Linked DNA regions of Homo sapiens: region 1 is linked to region 2. Evidence: chromatin contacts called from ENCODE Hi-C data. All regions are on one chromosome and are shown on one strand. The core of a region is the stretch at or near the end of the contact, and the rest is flanking DNA. Distances in the headings are between cores, read along the strand shown. Region 1 has its middle 77 kb from the start of RYBP. Region 2 overlaps LOC105377161 (a long non-coding RNA gene).

What was found. A loop is a pair of places that touch in the nucleus more often than their neighbours do. Pooled maps may share reads with other maps.
Region 1: a pooled map shows a loop between it and region 2 (7-fold over the local background). The contact joins two enhancer-like sites. A Hi-C loop is called at or near these places in 4 of 37 single-sample maps with no recorded cell type and 11 of 50 pooled maps.

What each region holds. Positions count from the first base shown.
Region 1 is chr3:72,521,736-72,526,265 of GRCh38, reverse strand. No RefSeq gene overlaps it. Among named protein-coding and RNA genes, the nearest start is that of RYBP, 77 kb to the right of the region's middle. Within about 2 kb of position 2,770, at least 9 of the 41 ENCODE cell types and tissues checked have a DNase peak (open chromatin) inside an H3K27ac peak, as active enhancers do.
Region 2 is chr3:72,626,774-72,630,914 of GRCh38, reverse strand. All of the region lies in intron 8 of LOC105377161 (a long non-coding RNA gene), which reads left to right. Among named protein-coding and RNA genes, the nearest start is that of RYBP, 180 kb to the right of the region's middle. Within about 2 kb of position 1,519, at least 4 of the 41 ENCODE cell types and tissues checked have a DNase peak (open chromatin) inside an H3K27ac peak, as active enhancers do.

The sequences.
Region 1 (4,530 bases), core at 1,521-4,020, 110 kb after region 2:
AAGGGTCTATAGGAAAGGCCCAGGAATGTCACGGACTTCCACCATGTGTAAAGCCCACCACCCTTCCCAGGAAGTTTGTACATTGAGGCTAATCCCCGATTTGTAATGAAAAGTTTTATCTATTCCTTAGCTGCCATTTATTTATTTATTTTTTGAGATGCAGTCTCGCCCTGTTGCCCAGGCTGGAAAGCAGTGGCACAATCTCGGCTCACTGCAACCTCCGCTTCCTGGGTTCAAGAGATTCTCGTGCCTCAGCCTCCTAAGTAGCTGGGATAACAGGCACATGGCCACTACACCTAGCTAATTTTTGTATTTTTAGTAGAGATGGGGTTTCACCATGTTGACCAGGCTGGTCTCGAACTCCTGACTTCAGGTGATCTACCTGCCTTGGCCTCCTAAAGTGCTGGGATTACAGCTGTGAGCCACTGTGCTGGACCCTTAGCTGCCATTTATGAGTGACTATTTTCATCACTGACCTAGTCAATTATCCCAATAACCCTGCAAAGTGACATTTATGTCCCTCTTTACCAATGGGGAAACTGAGGCTCTCATAGCTTGGTAACTTTCCATGGGTCACGCACTTGGCAAAGACCTCAAAGCCACACTCGTTCCTTCGCCTACAGTGCCTTCTGTGAGCTGAACCCAGCAGCCGAAGCAGAGGCTCAGAAGGAAGGGGATTGGGAGCAACCACACAGTCCTTTGCTTTGGCTGCTGTTTCTCGCAGTAAGGGGATATGTTTCCAAAATGCTGCTGGCAAATAATTTCGAGGGTTTGGCCAGCCTGAAATAACCCATCTATTTAGAGGTTTCAAGACCAGGCAGCAGAGGCTAAATAAGGTAAAGTGTCTGTCAAGAGCGGAGGCCCAGGAAGAGAATAGAATATTAAAAGACTCATGGCTTATGTCATGTTTTCTTTGTCCAAGCATCTTTCGTTTTTATTTTTATTTAGTTATTTATTTTTGAGGTGGGGTCTTGCTCTGTTCCCCAGGCTGGAGTGCAGTGGTGCGATCTCATCTCACTGCAACCTCTGCCTCCTGGGTTCAAGAGATCTTCCCACCGCAGCCTCCTGAGTCGCTGGGACTGCAGGTATGTGCCATTACGCCCAACTAATTTTTTGTATTTTTTGTATTTGAGATGGGGTTTCACCATGTTGTCCAGGCTGGTCTTGAACTCCTGAGCTCAAGCAATCTGCCTGCCTCAGCCTGCCAAAATGTTGGGATTACAGGCATGAGCCACAGCACCTGGCCCAAGCCTCTTTTAAAATTGTGTATCCATACAAAGTATCATTGTCTTACATTAGAATATAGAAATTCTCAGCCGGGCGCGGTGGCTCATGCCTGTAATCCCACCACTTTGGGAGACCGAGGTTGGGTGGTGGGGAGCACCTGAGGTCAGGAGTTCAAGACCAGCCTGGCCAACACGGTGAAACCCCGTCTCTACTAGAAATATAAAAATTAGCCAGGCGTGGTGGCACACACCTGTAGTCCCAGCTACTTGGTTGGCTGAGTCAGGAGAATTGCTTGAACCTGAGAGGTGGAGGTTGCAGTGAGCCAGGCTGGGATCACGCCACTGCACTCCAGCCTGGACGACAGAGCAAGACTCCACCTCAAAAAAAAAAAAAAAAAAAAAAAGAATATAGAAATTATGATACCATGCCAGTTAAGATACACACACATACACACACACATACTATACACACATAGGGTTTTTTGTTTATGATATACACCTTATATATATGTGTATTTGATTTATGATATACAACTACACATCTTTGAAAAAAGCTGGTTTATTATACATAATTTAGGTAAAATATAGAGCTCTTAGCCAAAATTTCATGTCCAGGTTTTAGGTATACGGATTTAGGGATTGTTCCTATCGAATGTTAAATTTTTAGCAATAATAGTAACTGTGACCTACTTACCACCTATTATATACCAGGAACTGGGCTAGTTCCTTCCCATCCTTTTTTATACTTACTCTTCACAACTCTATTTCTATTTTCCTGTTTTATTGATGAAGAGGTAGAGGTTCAGAGAGATTCAGCAATTCACCCAAGGCCACATAGGTGTTCAGTGGCAGGGCCAGGTTTTGAGCTCAATCTAGAGACTGTAAGTTCACAAGGTTGGGAACACATCTATTGTGTTTACCAGCATGTTACCTGATGCCCAGAATGAACCCAACGATTGTAAGAGCTCAATAAACACTGGAATGGAGAATGAATGAACCAGTGCTTGAATGCTTGCATGCATGAATGAATGAGTGCTTACATGAATGCATGAACGAATGGCTCTAACTCCTGTGTTCCCAGCCACTGTGCTGAACCTCCTCCTCACTTACTTTGCTCCACATGCTGCCAGCATCAAGCCGCCTGTATCTGAATGACATGGGGTGATGGGATGGAGCAGTCTTTGCATCTAAAGTAGAATAAATCAGACCTCGGTGTATTTTCACTGTCTTTTATGGATCTGTGATGAGACTTGGCCGGGAGGGTGGTGGGGGGTTTGCCGGATGCTGAGTGTTTGCATATCTGTCTAATGTGGTCAGGGTGGAGAGTGTGGATAAATAGGGCAGGTCCACACTGGGTGTGTCTGCCAGCAAGTTCTCAGACATGCCTCCACTGCCCCTCTGCTTGAGAGGGAAGCAATGGCTCTGGCACCACGCTATCTGCTAACTCTCAGGGAGGGAAAGAGGAAGTGACATGGGACAGCTTCTACTGCCAGAAAGGAAAGCAGAAATTCAGTAAGAAACAGAAGTTCCCTTGCAGTGCCTCGTTTTAGTTCCTCAAACTTACACCAAAAGTTAACAGGGTGACCTACAAATCTCACGGAACTGGAAATCAGGCCCTGTTTTGTCAGGGGCTTGGATAAGTCATTTTTCTGCTTTGGGCTTCAATTTCGTTATCTGCAAAATAAACAAATGAGGCTAAACCCTGCCTTGGGACATTTAGAACTGTGGATGTGTCGGGAGGCATCTTCTTGGTGATCATAATGATTGATGAGTGATGCTTATGTGTGTTGGGGGCTGGGTGGGAAGCAGGATAATAAATGTGTTCATGTACTTAGGACCACACAATTGGAAATCGTCCCTCTTGGAATTTGAAATGATGATTAAGAACCTCTTCATTGCTAAAATACCGTGATTCTATCCTAACCATGCTGATTTGAATCACCCAAGTCACATAATGAAAAGAAACCAGACTCTACCTAAAAGAAATCAAGGGTAAGGGACATAATAGATTTTAAAATACCTCTCAGTGTGCCTTATTTCTGTGCATGTCAATACAGTTTCTTTCCCTCCCTCCCTTCTCCCGGGATTGCTCCAGGAAACGGGAGGACATCAGCGCATAGAGAGGAAACATCACAGGCAGTTGCTGTCAGACAAAAGGGGTAAGCAGAAAGCCCTTTTGGCACAGGGGAGGCACATCCCCTCCTTTACAAGGCCCAGATGGGAGTGGCTGCTAGGCCAGGGTAGCAGAAATGGCTGAGAGAGACGTCCAGGTCAACAGGCCCTTAGGACCCCAAGGGTTTCCAAGCTGGAGGAGGGTAGTGGCTGAAAGGCTAAGAGGACTGGTGAACCAGAGGTCTGGAGTTGAGCTCAGGAGCTCATCGCAGGAGGTTAAAGCAAAGGAGATGTGAGCAGGGGAACCAGACACTCCTCAGCAGGTGCCGTCAGAGGACAAGCCGACTACTTGGAAAGACCTCTCCAGGAAGGCCAGTGGATTTCCACAGATGAGCGGTTCCTTCTCCAGCACCCAAAGCTGTTTAAGCTCTTGCCTGTATCCAGAAGCTGTCTTTGTGGTGGGGACTGCTTTACTGAGATGCAACACACAGCGAAGTACACAAATGCTAAAAATACAGCTCAATGCGTGCGCACCTATGTGTACACCTACGTACCTACCACCCAAATCAGGATATAGGCCAGGCCAGCACCCTAGAAGGCTCTTTTGTGCCTTCTTCCAGTCAATACCCTCTGCCAAAGATAACCATTTTGTAACTCGATCATGATAGGTGAGTTTTTGAACTTTATAGAAGAGGAATCCTACAGTGTGTAGTCTTTGTTGTCTGATTTTGTTCACTCAACATTATACCTCTGAGATTCATCCATGCCATTGTGGGTAGCAGTTCCATTTCCCTGTGATGCTGGGGAGTATTCCGTTGTGTGATTATGCCACAGTTTATTTATCTGCTCTACTATTGATGGATATTTGGGTTGTTCACAGATGCCATCTTGAGAAATAATATGAAGGATGAAAACATCTCTTTTTTTTTTTTCTGTTGCCCAGGCTGGAGTATAGTGGTGCGATCTGGGCTCACTGCAACCTCCGCCTCTGGGGTTCAAGTGATTCTTGTGGCTCCCTAGTAGCTGGGATTACAGATGTGCACCACCATGCTAGGCTAATTTTCGTATTTTTAGCAGAGGCGGGGTTTCACCATATTGGCCAGGCTGGTCTGGAACTCCCAAATTCAAGTGATCCACCTGCCTTAGCCTTCCAAAGTGCTGGGATTACAGGGATGAGTACAGCGCCCAACCT
Region 2 (4,141 bases), core at 270-2,769:
TGAGTTTTAATTTAGTGCCCCCTTGACATTTTCCCTTTCAAGCACATGAAGGATGCTTCTGCAGAGGGAGAGGTCTTGGGAAATCTTTCACGGATGGCTACGCTTCACGCCTGGGTGGAGTAACCCTCAGCACGCCAGCTTTCAATTAGAAGTAAATAAATGGAGACAGCTTTGCGGTGTGCCCGATACTCTGAAAGATCAACCCCCGGCCTCGGGGCTGCCTTTCTCCCACTGCAGCTAAAAATGTTCATTTACATTTTTTTGGTGTTTTCTGAGCAGCTTTAATGTGCCAGGTTTAACCTTTAAGGCCCTCTCCCCTTCTTCCTTCTGCTTCTCCCCCAACCCCTGGCTTTGAGGATGCCACAAGCCTTGAAGCACTTGCAGGAAACAGCTGCACACAAGTGGATTTCCAACTGAATTCTTTAGATGGAAGTTTGGCTCTTGTAGGATCATGTAAAGGAGTCTTTCATTTCCCCTCTGTGATTGTCATTCTGTTTGGAATAAGGGCAGCTGGGGATGCCTCTCCTTTGCCCATTACATCCTAAGGCAGAGGTGGATTTGGGGGCCTTGGGTTAGGATTGGGGATAGGGGATGTCTGGGGAGGGACTCCTTGCTGTGCCATTCCTCCACATTTGGAGACCGGAGGGGAAGACCTTGGTGTCATTTTGAGATTCTTCTATTAGGGAACTATATCCATTAGTTATTGCTGCAAAGCAAATGACTCCAAAACTTGATAGCTTAAAACATCATTTACTCACCTTTAGCTCACAATTGTGTAGGTCAGCAATTTGGCCAGCCTCAGCCAGGCAGTCCTTTGGGTCTGTACTGGGCTGGTCTGGTCTCAGATGGGCATGATCAGCTGCCAGGTTGGCTTGCGACGGTCTCAGCTGAGATGACTGGGGCTGTCGCCATCCAGCAGGCCATCCTGCTCTCGCACAATGAGAGCTGGGCTGAGATGACTGAGGTTGTCACCGTCCAGCAGGCCAACCTGGGCTTGCTCACTTGGTGGTGGAAGGGTTCCAAGAGCAAGCACAGAAGAGCATGAAGTCTCTTGAGGCGTCAACTGAGAACTGGCGCCATGTCACTTTTGCTGCATTCTGTCAAAGCAAGTCACAAGGCCCACCCCAGTTCTGGGAGTAGAGAAAATAGCTCTGCCTCTTGATGGGAGAAGCTGCAATGCATTTTGGCAATTTTTGCAATCAACAACAAGGAGTGATTTTCCAGATCTGCTTCTCAAGGCCTAGGGCTTCCATGGAAAAGCCACAGGGGCCACTGTAGGTTCAAGATTAAAGTTTGGGCTATCCTCTCGCACCTTTAACCCGAGGAACTCACTTTTATCTGCAGAATATATTGGACTTCCAAGTAAGATCTCACTTGAACAAAGGTTGCCATGGTTAAAAGACATTGAATACCAATTAGTTAGAAGTAATTGTCAGGCTCTCCCTACCTGCTTCTGACCTCTGTGACTCATAGAATTGCACTTCCTGTTTTCTGATAAAAGAGAACTAGTGCCAAGAAGTAGGAAGATTCTGGCCTTGCTCATTCACTCATCAGTCTCTGTATCTCCAATCCTCATACAATCTCAGTGTTCTAGGCTGCAAAAAGAAGTGGAAGACAGTAATGCATAGAAGAGTTCAAACTAAAGCCAGGCTTTCAGGGTTCAGATCTCAACTTCCTCCGTTGCAGTGTGGTCATAGGAAGGTTACTTAACCTCTCTAAGCCACAGCTTCTGCATCTATAAAATGGGGTGAGAATATCTATTGCATGGATTAAAAAAAGATAATTTGTACAGCATAAAAATTACTCAAATCATGTTTACTATTTTTATGATGTAGTCTTCAAGTTCCCTTAACATTCTAACAGATTATATTCCCTATGAAATTATGGTGGGCAGTGCCAATTTCCAGTTGCTAGGTGTTCTGGTTTGGGATTTTTTTTAGGAAGGCATTCAGCAAAACAAGCCTCTGCTCACTGGCCTGCCACCAAATGGTAAAATTCAGCTGTTTGAGATTCATACCTTTGGCTGAGTACATTAAGGTGTTCTTATTCGTTAATACGTAGTTTGATTAGATCATTTTCTCCATGAATATTAAGCTGAACCCTAGGCAATGAGCAATGTGAACTTTGATGGAATGTTTTTCAGAGGAAGGGAAGATGATGTATGGGTGAACAGGAGAGAAGATAAGTTTGGGCTGGCCATAGCAGAGTTAGCGGGTGGGGAGCAAGGAGGTTGGTGCCTGAATGAAGGAGGGGACCCCTTACGCTTCCAGGAGAAGTGCCAAGAGGCACTTGGCATACTTTCCTGCTGTGCCTGGAGCTGAGAGTCTTCGTACCTGGTGCACAAGAAAGGAAAATGTATCCTCCAGCTTTGCCCATCATGATTCTGAAATGCTTTCAGGCACCCCAGGCTGTGCGGGAATATTTAAAGCCACCATGATTACCATTTGCCATCTGACAGGAAGCAACTCTGTGCCCCTGTATGAGAGAAGAGCAGTTATTTTCTAAGGTCCCCTGGGGCACGTTTTGGTGTCTCGGGGAGGAGAATCTGCACCCTCACCCCGCCTTCCTTTGGCAATGAGCAGGTCATCCATCAAGTTGGTCCTGCCCAACAGGATCTTCCAGATCTCTCAGCAGAGGCCTCCACTCCACTAGGTCTAGGCAAACAGGCTCCAGCTTGCTAAGGCCGCGGGCCTGATGGGAAGGGCAGGGCCAAATGGCCCCAGCCTGACTTTTCAGATGCTGCACGCAGACTGGGGTGCACTGAGGAGCAGTGCCTCATCTTGGGATGACAAGATGTGGCCAGGGGGTGTGTGCCTGGATTCCACAGGCATCAGCAAACACCTGGCTTCCTTTGGTATCAGGCAGAGGTGCATCTGGCTCTCAGCCAGCTGTCTATGTGGAAATATTCCACCCCTCTTTTAAAATTGCATTTTCATATCAAAGACAAGCTAGGGAACCAAGAGGCCCTTATTGGAGGGGAGCATTGTTTTTCAGGATTTGCCTTAGCATTTTTTTTACCTAGCAAATTCTCCTAAAATATTTTAGAGTTGTACTTTTTTGGTTTTGTTTTTTGGAATGTCTATCATTTTTATCAAACAAGTCATCTGTGGGTGCTCACTATGGAGAAATCTGAGGAAGAACAGATAAGTAAAAGTTTTGTTTACAGTGAAAAATTGCTTATAAATAATTTTTATTAAATTATCTATTTTTGTTTTTTCATCATTTTCTGTTGAGAGCATATCCTATCATTTGTTTACAGAATTCCCTGTGTTTAGGAATTTAGGGGTCTTTACAGGCTCCCTGCCCCTGCAAAAATCCCCGTGAGATGAAGCCCCAGTTGCTGGCAGTGGTAGTGGGGTGGTAACTCACTCTTCTCACTCTTTATTAACTGCCTGCTCTTGCCTGTCTCATTTCTCCACTTCCTTACTCATTTCTGTTTCACCTCCCAAATAAACCACCTGCACTGAGATCCTGGTCTCAAGGGCTGCTTCTCAGGAAACCCAAACCAATGCAGCTATCTACTGTTTTTGAGTATACAGTCACGTGCCACACAACGACTTTTCAGTCAATGATAGACTGCATATACGATGGTGGTCTCCTAAGATTATAATAGAGCTGAAAAATTTCTATCACCTAGTGACATCTTGATGGTCCTGACCCTGTGCAGGCCTAGGCTAACATGTATGTTTGTGTCTTTGTTTTTTTGTCTGTTTGGTTGGTTTTAGTTTTTTGTTTGTTTGTCTTTTTGAGACAAGGTCTTGCTCTGTCACCCAGGGTAGAGGGCAGGGCAGCAATCATGGCCCACTGCAGCCTCAGACTTCTGGCCCCAAGTGATCCTCCCACCTCAGTCTTCCCAGTATCTAGAATGACATACTGGAGCCACCATGCCCAGCTAATTTTTATTTTTTTTTTTATAGAGACCAAGGTCTCACTATATTGTACAAGTTGGTTTCAAACTCCTGGCTGCAAGCGATCCTCTCACCTTGGCTTCTCAAAATGCTGGGATTACAGGCATGAGCCACCATGCCTGGCTCTTTTTCCTTTTGCAGGGAGTGGGGTCTTGCTATGTTGCCCAGGCTCATCTTGAACTCCTGGCCTCAAGTGATCCTCCTACCTCACCCTCTCAAAAACTGTTTAAAGA